Regions from separate parts of the Homo sapiens genome. Here regions 1 and 3 are each linked to region 2. The links are chromatin contacts, found by Hi-C or POLR2A ChIA-PET in ENCODE. All regions are on one chromosome and are shown on one strand. The core of a region is the stretch at or near the end of the contact, and the rest is flanking DNA. Distances in the headings are between cores, read along the strand shown.

What was found. A loop is a pair of places that touch in the nucleus more often than their neighbours do. ChIA-PET counts read pairs that join two places held with the same protein, here RNA polymerase II (POLR2A). Pooled maps may share reads with other maps.
Region 1: a pooled map shows a loop between it and region 2 (7-fold over the local background). The contact joins the promoter of MEAK7 here to the enhancer-like site in region 2. A Hi-C loop is called at or near these places in 1 of 37 single-sample maps with no recorded cell type and 5 of 50 pooled maps. POLR2A ChIA-PET finds 5 or more read pairs at or near these places in 2 of 52 experiments (OCI-LY7 and activated naive CD4-positive, alpha-beta T cell).
Region 3: a loop to region 2 is called in a map of CD4-positive, alpha-beta memory T cell, with 8 times the contacts of the local background. The contact joins the promoter of GAN here to the enhancer-like site in region 2. A Hi-C loop is called at or near these places in 2 of 168 maps with a recorded cell type or tissue (CD4-positive, alpha-beta memory T cell and naive thymus-derived CD4-positive, alpha-beta T cell), 1 of 37 single-sample maps with no recorded cell type and 10 of 50 pooled maps.

The regions. Positions count from the first base shown.
Region 1 is chr16:84,503,400-84,507,532 of GRCh38, forward strand. MEAK7 (MTOR associated protein MEAK7) reads right to left here and starts at 1,260. Exons shown (of 8, transcript NM_020947.4): 1 at 1,202-1,260. LOC124903736 (a long non-coding RNA gene) reads left to right here and starts at 1,403. Exons shown (of 2, transcript XR_007065149.1): 1 at 1,403-1,536; 2 at 3,947-4,133. RefSeq lists enhancers at 670-1,170, 1,291-2,238, 1,601-1,720, 3,848-4,133 and silencers at 1,001-1,050, 3,236-3,355, 3,339-3,575.
Region 2 is chr16:82,653,219-82,657,418 of GRCh38, forward strand. The region is part of intron 1 of CDH13 (cadherin 13); the gene reads left to right. Among named protein-coding and RNA genes, the nearest start is that of CDH13, 28 kb to the left of the region's middle. RefSeq lists enhancers at 262-1,461, 382-881, 703-912, 963-1,012, 1,253-1,302 and silencers at 2,206-2,500, 2,435-2,484. Within about 2 kb of position 2,338, at least 14 of the 41 ENCODE cell types and tissues checked have a DNase peak (open chromatin) inside an H3K27ac peak, as active enhancers do.
Region 3 is chr16:81,313,338-81,317,441 of GRCh38, forward strand. GAN (gigaxonin) reads left to right here and starts at 1,625. Exons shown (of 11, transcript NM_022041.4): 1 at 1,625-1,943. The coding sequence starts at 1,777. RefSeq lists an enhancer at 1,462-1,661 and silencers at 1,672-2,011, 2,152-2,211, 2,232-2,501.

The sequences.
Region 1 (4,133 bases), core at 10-2,509, 1.8 Mb after region 2:
CAGTCATCTTCCATCCACTGATCCCCACCCTGCTTCCTGGCTTCCCACTTGCCCATGCTATAATCAGAGTTGAGCCCAATCTCTCTCCTTTACTACAAAATCCCATTGCTGTGGTCCCTATACCCATTGCAATGGTCTTCAATAATTAATGTGCTTTTAATAAGCATCATTAATTAATTTCTTTAACATAAGGTTGAGAAGATTAAATAAGGTAACCCAGGGCATTTGATCTGCTTACTGGAGGTCAGAGACAGAATAATGGGCCCAAGACAACAGAGAATGGCTCCTTGGGATCTTGTCTTAGAACAAGAGAAACTGCCCTGCTTGGAAGAAACGGAAGGTTGCTCTGCCTCCGTGATGGAGGGGTGGACAGGGACCGATTGTCTGCAGGATGGCCCCCAAGGTTCCCACTAGTATCCTAGGAATGGCTTAGTCACCTCCTGCTCAGAGCTTCTCCAACAGGCTGTTACATGGCTGCTTCCCACCCTGGCTGCCAAGCTCCAACTCTCTACTCCAAGGGCCCCGCATCCCTAGAGCCACACAAGGGTCCCTCCGTACCCCCACAAGCTGGGGAGATTCCAACTGCCTCATCTGGACAGGCTTCGAAGTCCTGTCTGTGTCTCAGAGCCCAGAGGCCCTTGTGCGAAGGGGCAGCTTGAGCCTGGGCAAGAAGTTCCTGTGGGCCAGAAGGTGACCTGTCCTGTGCTGGCCACCTACATGGCCTGGGAACAGTTATCAGCTCACTGTCCTGGAAAAGCCCAGATGGGTGTGGTCAGAATACAAGAAGGAAAACCCCCTCCACACACACTTCAGTGTCTACCCCAGACTCGCCTCCTCCGTGGAGGCACCCCTCCCTTTCCGCGTCTACACAGGCTCTGAATCCCCCTTCAACACGGCTGGCCTTGGCCCTGGGGGAAGCACCTCGCCACCCTCTTACCTTGACCACATAAACAGCGGGAGGTGCAGGATGATTCTGATCCCCCCCAGGAGACCCTCCCTCCATCCCGCCCCGCTGTCCCCACCCCTCACCTCCCCGCAGCCTTCACCTCTCCCTCCCCCGACCCGAGGGCCTGAAGAGGCGTGGGAGGCCAGGGAGGGGCAGGGCCCAGGCCTACTCTGGACCCGTCTGCTCCAGTCCCCCGACTCAGCTGGGCCTGCGCCTCTGGGTCAGCTCACTGCGAACCTCAGCCCAGGTACCTACCCTGCCGGGCTTCCTGGTGCTGTCCGGTCCGGTCCAGCAGCCCACGGGCTCCTCTCGAGAGCCGCCCCTTCCCTGTTGCCAGGCAACATTGCTGAGGGGCAGTCATTTGGTCCAATCGTGGAAGCGGAGGTGTGGGGCGGAACCCAAGAGAGGAGTCAGCCAATGGTGACGCGCCTCACAGGGAGTGAGCCGAACCCGGTGGGTGCGGCTCGGGGCGGGGCCGCGGTCTGCGGGAGGAGCGGCTGCAGGCCCGGGAATCCGGCCCGGCTGCGTGCGTACCAAGGAGGCGCCTGGAGAGGGCGGCCAATGACTCAGGCCAGGCCAGGCCAGCAGTGGTACCTGGGGAGAAGGGGTGTCTGGGCTGGGCGCTGGAGCGGAGTAGCCAGGGTGTGGGAGATCCTGGGGGAGAGGCTGAGCTTGGGGGTGAAGACACCCGGGGGAGGAGAGTGGCCCATGTGGAGCCCATGCAGAGGCCTCTGCAGTGCAGCCTCCTGGGCCCCAGGCAACTCTCCCCTGACTCCCCGGCCTGCTGGTCCTGGCCTAGAGCCTCGGGTCCGCCTCCCCTCGGGCCTCCCTCTGCCAGCTGCCCCTGCCTCGCTCTTCCCTGGCACCAGGTCCTTCCCGGCAGCCATCAGGCGCCAGCTCCACAGCCTGGCTAAACAGACTCCCTCCACCCCACGTGCGCCTCTTCAGCCGGTTCCCGTTCACTCCAAGACGTCTGAACCTGTCACCCCACTTCTTCAGCTCGTTCCTTCTCAAACCCACCGAAACCTGGTCCCGGGGGCCTGCTCACTACATCCGAGGTGCGCTTTGGGTCCTCGCAGGCAGCATTTGGCGCTTGGTGATCGTGCTCTCATCAGACCTCTCTCTTGGGCACCCCGGCGCCCATTCCTGGCCCTGGCTCGCTCGCTGTCCCTGGTGGTCTTCCCTGGGCCCTTCTGGCTTCTGCCCTGGAGTTTCTCGACTTCTCCCTACTCTCTCCACCCCACGCATCCTCCCTGGGGTCCACCTTCCTGCAGATTCAGCTCCCGCATGTCCATGGTACCAGTTCTCTCCCCTGCACGGCCTGCTGGTTTTCCAGCCTGGAAAACCGTGACTTCGCCCGCCAACGTCCGCTTGAGTTGGTCTCGAACTCCTGACCTCAGGTGATCTGCCTGCCTCGGCCTCCCACAGTGCTAGAATTGTAGGGGTTAGCCACTGCACCCGGCTGGTCACCTCTTATTCTTTAAGCTGGAACAAAAATAGAAGGCTTTCTGCCTGAGGGCAGCAGGCCTGGCTGGTGACAGTGCACAAGGTAGGGCCCCTCACCAAGACATTGCTCTGAGATCCAAGGCCAATGTCCCAGGAGAAGCAGCTCCACAAACTAACGCATCTACAGCCAGGGTACCCCCAGCTGTGGATGCCAATGACACGAGTAGCCCCAGCTCTTCACCTCGGCTTCTTAGAGTAGGTGCCTGTCACCTGCAGCCAGGGCTCCTGATGCCCAAGACACACGGGCCTTTAGACATGAAGGACTAGACCCTGTTTCCAGCCTTCACACCCCTGTACTTCCTGCACACATCAACCAGGTGTGTCTTTTTCAGTGCCATCCGAGGTAGTGGCATTTTTGACATAGCAACAGTTTTTTGTAGGCTGAGGCACACCAAGGGTGGACAGCAATGGTGGCCTCTCAGGTGCAGGTACTGGGGGGTCCGCAGGAGCAAACCGGAGCCGATGTGTCAGCCTGGGCAACATAGTGAGACTCCATCTCTACAAAAAATGAAAAGCTTGGCCGGGCGTGGTATGGCACACCCGTAGTCCCAGCTACTCAGGGAGCCGAGGCAGGAGGATCGCTTGAGCCTCAGAGGGCGAGACTGCAGTGAGCCGTGATTGCACCACTGCACTCCAGCCTGGGCAGGAAAGTGAGATCTTGTTATTAAAACGGTGAAACAAAATCCCCCAGAAAACCACAGAAGCAAATGCGGAGCGGCGCCGTTTGAGAGCTACCGAAGTGGCGCCACCTCGTGGCCATACCCTCCAGAAACAGCCTACACTCCAATCTGCCCACCTGCCTGGTTGGAAAGTTTCTGTTTTTGATGGAGTTTCACTCTTGTTGCCCAGGCTGGAGTGCAATGGCGCAATCTCGGCTCACTGCAGCCTCCACCTCCCAGGTTCAAGCAATTCTCCTGCCTCAGCCTCCCGAGTAGCTGGGATTACAGGCATAGGCCACCACACCCAGTTAATTTTTATATTTTTAGTAGAGACGGGGTTTCACCACGTTGGCCAGGCTGGTCTCGAACTCCTGACCTTAGGTAATCCACCCACCTCGGCCTCCCAAAATGCTGGGATTACAGGCATGAGCCACCGCCCCTGGTATTCTCAATTTTTTTAAATAAGAGATTTATATTGCTTGACATTTTGCATATAAAGTGAGACTCTTTTAAAAATATACATCATGCTATTTCAACAAGCTGGTGCTCCCGGGGATGTCCATGGGCTGTCCAACTGCCCCCGGGGCACCAGCTTCTGTTTTTTATGCTGACTTTGGGCACTGAACTCTCCTTGGCTCCCAGAGGTCCTGACCAGGCTGGTCCTGCCATCCACAGCGGTGCCTCTGCTAGCGACATCCCTGCCCAATTTTCCATGTCCAGCTTTGACACCTCCACAGAAAGGCTGAGCCACCACCGGGCCCCCATTGTGGCTGAGCATCCACTCTCTCTTCCCCATGTGCTCCTTGCCCCCGACTCCCCATCTCTGGAACCCAAGTTTGGGCTGCATGGACCACCTTCTGGGCCAGGCTGTTAGGAGGCCACCACCAAGCAGCAAACGCAGGAGCAGCCGTGCCCTGAGGAGGCACCACCAGCAGCCTCCAGCAGCACTCGGTGAGGCGGGCAACGATCCATCTGTGCCGCCAGCATGGAGCCGGAAGCCACGGCTGACTTGTGCAGTAGAG
Region 2 (4,200 bases), core at 1,088-3,587:
GGACCTGATAATGTTTCTCCTTGATTTTAGTGCCAGTTACGTGGCAACTCATGGAAAACATTGAGCTGAATACTTGGGCTTTTGCACCTTTTTGTAGTGCCTTAGTGTATTTTACACAAAAAAATAAATAAAAGTATGCTCAGCCTCAGGTGTGTTGGAAATACAGAGGAGAGACCAGCCCAACTTTGGAGGAGAACAGAGAGAGGGACCCAGGAAGGCCTTCTGGGGAATATATTTGACTTGGGCCCTGAAGGAGCAACAGAAATTAGGCACTGAGTAAAATGGGACTGGATGTACCTGCACAAAGCCAGCAGCAGAAGAAAAGACATGGAGTGGAGGGAGCTGGCAGTTCATGCTTGGGGGAAGCTGAGAGTTGCTTGTGGGGCTGGAGGCCAAGGTGCAGGGCTGCAGGGGTAGGAGGGAGCAGCCAGGGAGGGGGTGGATTGGTTAAGAAACACGATGTGCATGTCATGTTGAGAAACTTGGATTTCACCCTGGAGGCGCAGGAACTAGGGGGGATTTTTCAGCAGCAGTGACAGACGCTCTTAAATCTGGGTTTTCCAATGATCAGCATGCTTGTGCCTGCACCGGGGCGCAGGATGGGAGACAGATGCCTTTTGCAGTAGTTCCGGAGAAGAAGACTGAAGACCACATTCAAGGCCCTGAGAGAGAAGAGAAGGGGACAGATACCACAGAGATCATGAGATATAGCACAACAGATAAGACTTGCTAATTAACTGTACGGGGTTACAGGGAGGGACAGGGAGAAATCAGGTTTCTTCCAGCCCAGCTTCTGGTTGGAATCACTCAGGCAGAGACACATGGGCCTGAGAGAGGATTCCCCTTATGACATAAAGCCGCAAAAATTCTCATTAGTCATTGCAAAAACATCTATTTCCGGCCTACACTGCACCAGCCAGTGGGGGAGGTCCTGAGAGATAGAGAAAGGATGAATTCTTGCCCTTAGAGAGTCACCTAGAGATTCTGGGGAGACAGCAGGTCCGAGTCTCTCTGCCTGAAACCTCTGGACAGTGTCTTTGGCTGACACTTACATGGTGGTCTTGGTTTCTTATTCAAGGTCGGTTTCCCAACTCTCATAGCATCAGCTTTAGGGCATCCCCAAATCTCTTGCAGAAGAGATGGTTCTTTCCCCTTGAGTTGTTTTGAGCCAAGCATATAACATTGTGTGAATGTTTGAAAACTTCTCTTGGTTCTCAGAATGCAATTCTGACAGTGCTGAAGGCTGCCAATTAAATGAAGATTTAGATAAAGGCTGTGTGGGAGGTGGAATGCAATATTCTTAAACCTAATAATGGCTTCCTTCTGTCTTTTTGAAGCTCTCAAATAATCCTGATTGACTGACTCTCTGCTTTGGGCATTCCCATTTTCTGGACAATTTAATACCATTTAAAATGTTTGACAACTTTTATTTGGGGGCAGACATCCTTAGGGGATGGGGCCGTGGGCAAAGATACAAATGCTGTACCATCAAAGGAACCATGGATTTAAATAAGGATTTTTTTTTTTTTCATATTCAGAAGAGGTGGGTACAGAAAGGATGAGGGCAGCTTCTCAGGTTATAGTATTAACCACGTGAAGCAGCTAACAAAGGTATGTGCCTGGCCTTGTGCTAAAGGCTTTCCTCGTATCAGTTCTTTCATCCCTCCCAACACTACTGAGGTAGATGGAGTGACTAGATCCATTATACAGGCAAAGTAGCTGAGGCCCACAGCCATAGCAAATAAACTGTGGAGCTGGTGGTCCCAGATTTCATGCTTTTAGTCATTCTCTTGGCTCTGGGGTACAGGTAAGCTTCCAGAACTGGAGGATGGAGTCCAAAAGAAACTCAAGATAATTTCCCTGCCTTTCCCATTGTATCAGGGGATTCATCTGTTCATACATTCATTCATTTTCCCAACACATTTACTGAATGCCCGCAAGCACCAGGAAAATAGCAATGGGCACAACCAGGTTCCTATCTTCATGGAGCTATTGCTTTATTGGCAGAGGCAAACAGTAAAGAAAATTCATTAGTAATCAGTGTTGCAATCAATGAGCCGGTCAATCAAGCACCATAAAAGGGTAAAGTGTGACGAAGGTGCTCCTTGTGATAGGGGTTGGGGGTGAGGGGAGGTGTCCTGGAGAGGAGACATTTCAACTGAGATCTCTCTGAAGTAGATGAGATGGCCATGTGGATCTCAAAAGGAAAGTGTATGCCAGGAAGAGCAAAAAGCAAGTGCAAAGTCCTAAAGCAGGAAATAGTGAGGCTACCGCAGTGTCGGGTCCAAGAGTAGGAGATGAGATCAGGGAGGCAGATTAGGCTGCAGGGAGGGTGTGCGTGTGATGCTGAGAGTGATGGGAAACCACTGGTGGGGTTGGGGGAGGGCAAGGCAGTGACATCATTTGTTTTTATGTGCAGCAGAGGAAGCCAAAGCAATTCAGAAGAAGCCTACAGAAGCTTACCTCCTCCACAGGCTATTTTTTTCTTGTTTACATTTGTTAATTTTACATATATATTAACTCAGTCCTCACAACCACCAAATGAAATAGGCATTGCCCTTATTATCATTCTTTCCCATTTTAACAATGGGGAAACTGAAGCTTAGAGTAGGCAAGGTCGCCCAGATAGGAAGCAATGCCTTCGGGTCATGGCTCACTACTCAAGTGCCTGAAATTTCAGCTAGCCTTTAGTGGGCACCTGCTATGTGCCAGGATCTGTATGAGGTTTGGCACCACCTAGACAGCCCCTTGAACCAGTGGCATGTCTCAGGACAGTGTGAGAGACAGAAACTTCAGCTGAGAGTTACCGTGCAAGGCAGAAAATGCTGGTCTAGCAAAAGGAACTCTGATTTCGATTTGGAAGTACAGAGAAAGAGCATCTGCCTTGGACAGAGTTATCAGTGAAAAGATGACATATGAGCTGAGACTGAAAATCATGTTGAAGATAGTCAAACAAAAGCTGGCAGTGTGGGAGTGGGGGCTTCAAGCAGAGAATCAGTGGTTCAAAGGCACAGGGTAGAAGGAGAATGGCAGCTGGCTCAGTGTGGCTGGAGAAAGAGGCTGGAGTGCACCTGGTTGCATTTGAATGGTGTGCGTGTGTGTGTGTGTGTGTGTGTGTTAATGATGGTGATGAGATGAGGGGCTAGAGAGGAAGACAGGTTGGCACCTGGTAGCATTTTTTAAAAAGCAAGTAAACCTTATTTTTTAGAGCAGGTTTAAGTTCACAGCAAAATTTGGTGGAAGGTACAGAAGTTTCCCAAGTACCTCCTATCCCCACAAATGCACAGCCTTGTCCCACTATCAACATCCCACATCAGAATGGTACATTTGTTACAGTCAATGACTCTACATTGACACATCATTATCACTCAAAGTTCACAGTTTACATGAGGGTTCACTCTTGGTGCTGTACGGTGTATGGTGGATACATGACAAATGTGTAAATTCATGTATCCACCATTATGATATCACACAGAATAGTTGTACAGCCCTAAAATACTTGCTCTGCCTATTTGCCTACCCACTCCCTTCTCCCTAACCCCTGGCAATCCACCGATCTTTCTTCTATTTCCATAGCTTTGCCTTTCCCAGAATGTCATATGGTTGGAATAATATAGTATGTAGCCTTTTCAAATTAGCTTCCTTCACTTGGTAACATGCATTGAAGTTTCCTCCATGTTTTCTTATGGTTTGGTAGCTCTTTTTTTTTTTTTTTTTTAGCATTGAATAATATTTCATTGTCTGGATGTATCACAGTTTATCCATTGACCTACTTAAGGATATCTTGGTTGCTTCTAAGTTTTGGTGATTACAAATAAAGCTGCTATAAACATTTGTGTTTCCTCATATAGATCTTGTATATATACAGTAGTTCCCCAGTTTTCATGGGGAATAAGTTCCCAGACACCCAATGGATGCCTGAAACTATGGATTGTACCAAGCCCTACATACATTATGTTTTTTTCCTGTACATACCTGTGATAAAGTTTAATTTATAAATGAGGCACAGTAAGAGATGAACAACAATTGCTCCATAAAATGGAACAATTATGACAATATGTTGTAATAAAAGTTACATGCATGTGGGCTGTCTCTCTCAAAATCTGTTGTAGCGCACTCACCCTTCTCTTTTAATCTGTCAGTCTGATAACCAAGATGGTTACTGAGTGACTAATGGATGATGGGTAAGATAGACAGGAT
Region 3 (4,104 bases), core at 375-2,874, 1.3 Mb before region 2:
AAAAAAAAGAAAGAAGAAAATATTTTTCAACATCCACAAAAATATAGAAACAGTACAATGAATCTCCACATCCCCATTAAACATCCACAACAATATAGAGACAGTACAACGAATCTCCACATCCCCATTACGTGGCTTTAACAATTAGTAACTTGCGGCCACTTTTGACTCATCTACACTCCCATCTGCTTCCCCATCCCTTTGTTTTGTTTTGAAGCAAATCCTAGACATCTTTATCATTGCATCCGGGAACACTGAGCTGCATTTACAGAAGAAAGTGGAAATGCATGTGTCTTCCACAGCCGTACCCTCCCCATCTATTCTGCCCTGAAAACAGTTAGATACTCGGATTCCTGCCAGTGACTCCAAAGCCTTGGCTGGTTCAGGGTAAATACCCAAGACTTTATTGGAGCCTTTCAGTTGGTTGAAGGACAGTGAAAATTCCATCCTGTCTTGCCTGGAATGCTAGCCACATTCTTCTGGTCCGGAGTCCTCATACAATTGCTAATTTTTTAGAGGCTTATGGAGTCCCTAACGTTTGCACAAAATGGTTGCTACATTCCACACTCCCATGTGCCCTGAGCAACCTCCAGGGAAACTTCAGATACCGTGGGGCTTGGCCTGCCAGCTGAGCTGACCCAGCGATCCTTTCTATCACAGCTTTGATCTTCACTGGGTTGGGAGCCTGTCTGAATCTAAACATCTGCCTCTCTACTGCCCACCCCTTCAGCATTTCCTAGCTCTCCCTGAAAGGTGCAAACATGCATGCAGTTACTCAAACAGAATATTTATCCTTAACTCCCTCTCCCTCACAATTTCTTTTAAAACAATCCACTATTGTCTACCCCCGCCCCCGCATCACCCTTTCATCCAGGTGCCCATTCCCTTCTCTCTAGTCCTGCAATACCTAAGCATCGATCTGCCTTTAGCACATCCATCCCCGCCTTATTCTCCACGCAGGAGCTGAGTGACCTGCACAAAATCCCCTGCTAAATACGGTACTTCCATGGTTCTTCACCACTGCAGAAACCAAACTCCTTCCCACACCAAGGAGGCCCTGCAAAATTTAAGGCCTCCTTCGGACTTCTCCAGCTTCATCTGCTACATCTCCTTCCTAGCCCGCAACCAAAACCATCTTTTCCGGGTCTGTTTTCTCGGGTTTTTGTCCTCTCACCTGGGCAGCTCCTTTTCTCTCATAAATAAAGAAAGCTACAGCGACTTCGCCCTTGCTTCCATGCATCATCTCATGAGTCCACAACAACACTAAGAATTCGCTTTCATTTTGCAGACGGAGAAACTGAGGATGGGCACCTTACCCATGGCCACAGAGCTAGTAAGTGGAACAGCTGCAACCAGGATTCAAACTCGCGGCTCCAGAGGCCACAGGCTTAACCACGGAATCCTAGCCCGCCCGCACATCCCTCCATCGCGGGAGCGACCTATCTCATCCGTAGACACCTTCCGCTGCACCCAGCCGCAGCTGGTCAGGCGGGCGGAGGAAGGAGGCTTCTGATTGGCCATCTCCAGCAGCGGAGGCGAGAAGGCGGGGAGCGACGGTGCGGGGGCGTCGCGGAGAAATGACTTCATGACGCGGCTTCTTAAAGGCGCCGGCCCAGCGCGCCGCGGATAGCACAGGCACGTCCCGGGGGCTCCAGCTTCTGCTCAGAGCGCGGAGAGCCGGGCCGGGCGGGCGCGCGCGCAGGACTCGGGCCGCTCGAGGGGTCCGGCCGGACGGTGTCGGGAGCCGGACCCGTCGGCAGAGGAGCGGGCGCCGCGATGGCTGAGGGCAGTGCCGTGTCTGACCCTCAGCACGCCGCGCGTCTGCTGCGAGCGCTCAGCTCTTTCCGCGAGGAGTCTCGCTTCTGCGACGCGCACCTGGTCCTCGACGGGGAGGAGATCCCGGTGCAGAAGAACATCCTGGCGGCGGCCAGCCCGTACATCAGGTGGGGAGGGGGCTACGGCGGGCGGGCGCGGCGGTGCTGCCCGGAGCCGGAGGCGGGGCGGCCGGGCCGGGCGTGGCCCCCAGACCCTGTCCCCTGTCCCCGGCGCCGGGGTCCCCGCGTCACCGTTGGCGCGGCGTCCCTCCCGGCAAGCGCCGGAACCCGGCCCCGCTGACCGCGTCCCCCAGGCGGCCTCTGTGGCTTCCAGGCCCGCGCTCCCCACTGGACCCCCGCGCCCCTTGGAGTTGTCCCCGGACCCGGGCCGCGATCCCCCGCCTTGTCCCTCCCGGTTCCCACCGCCGCGGCGAGCGCCCGACCTCGGAGACCCTGAGGCCCCCAGACGCCGTCCTGGGCCGGCCGGGACCCGCACCTGCGGGCTGGGCGAGGCCGCGCCGGGGAAGAGTCACCCCCTCGCCCAGGCCGGGCCCGCGGTCCCCGCTGAAGTTCGCCAGTCGCTCGCCTCTGAATCCACGCGCGGGGGCTGGGCCGGCGCCGCCAACCAGGCGGGGAGCGCCCTGCCCGCTGGGAGGCCAGACAGACAGCGCCTCGCTGGGTGCAGGCAGAGAAAACCCTCTCGATGTTCTCCTTGGGTTGGTAGTCCGAACCTCCGGGCGAAATTCTCCTTGCCAAACGTGTCTTTTCCGCTCCATTCTGGTAACTGTTTAAAAGAGGAGTTACACGTTGAAGTAAACTGTAGCGAATTCTCAGGATGCTGTTACAACCCGAGGACCGTGAGAGCCTTGCGACAAAGGGCATTTTAATACTTTAGTAAAGCAAAGCTTAACCTGATTTGCCAACTCAACTAACCAGGTTAATTAAAAGGTTGATAAGACAGTGCTTATACAAGTGTATCAGATCTTGCAGGAGACTATCTTTTCTTTTAGCAACCTTCTTGCAAACTAGGTTGCTGTTTTAATAAAAGGAAAGGGGGGAATGCTAAAAACTGGAGAAACTGACCAGTAAGCTGGTTAAATATAAGCTAGTGGTAGAGAATATCACTACAATTGACAGGTCAGAAAAAGCAAAATGATGTGTATTCTTAGCGCTTTGTCCCAGCAAAACCACCACGCACGCTACACTTTTAACCTTTGCATTGGGGAGATATCTGTGCTAAACTTAGAAGAAATTCAAGTGCCCTTGTAACTTCTGGTTTCTCTTGGATTTGTTTTGTGAATCCATTTGCGCTCTTTGGCGGTGGGGAGTGTGGAGGGGTGGGGGGGCGGGGCGGCAGTAGGGTCTGGGGTAGCATCGTTAGTACAGAATTTGGATTGCTAATGTGACAGACAGCTTCTAGCTGGCAGTTCCGAGGTTTGAGCAACCCATCCCAAATTGGAGTCAGCAGACCAAAGTCTTCCCTGTTTGGGAAAATGCTGAAGAAAACTACTTTAGATGCATTATTGTTATAGTTCTTTAAATGGCATCCGTTTGGCTTAAAAGAAGTAAATTGCAAATTGCCGAATCCTTGCTTGTTATCCTTGTTCGTTTTTCTCCATAGCACTTACCACTTTGACGTACCCCATATTTTACACATTTACTTTGGTGGTCTTTCCCAACCACAGTGTGACCTCAATGAGGTCGTGGTGTTTTGTTTTGTTTTTCGAGACTGAGTTTCACTCTTTAGCCCAGGCTAGAGTGCAGTGGCGTGATCTCGGCCCACTGCAACCTCCGCCTTCCAGTTTCAAGCGATTCTCCTGCCTCAGCCTCCCGAGTAGCTGGGATTACAAACGCCCGCCACCACGCCCGGATAATTTTTGTATTTTTAGTAGAGTCGGGGTTTTACCATGTTGGCCAGGCTGGTCTCGAACTCCTCACCTCGTGATCCGCCCACCTCGGCCTCCCAAAGTGCTGGGATTACAGGCGTGAGCCGTGGCACCCGGCGGTGTTTTCTTTTATTCACTGCTTTACTCTTTGCACCCAGAAAGAACTGTGCCTATCAGTTAATGTATTGAATGAATGACTGCCTTTCTTTCTACCACAGCAAATGTGTACATTAGAAAATTGGCACCATCACATTTTCATAGTACACAGACGCTCAGTTATACCTAATTGAGAAACGCACTGGATTCAGAGTTTGAAGACCCGCTTTGTGCTTCCAGCTTTTACTCATATTAGCTGTGAGTTGCTGGTAGATGACAAGGCTTCAGCTCACTAATCTGATGAATGA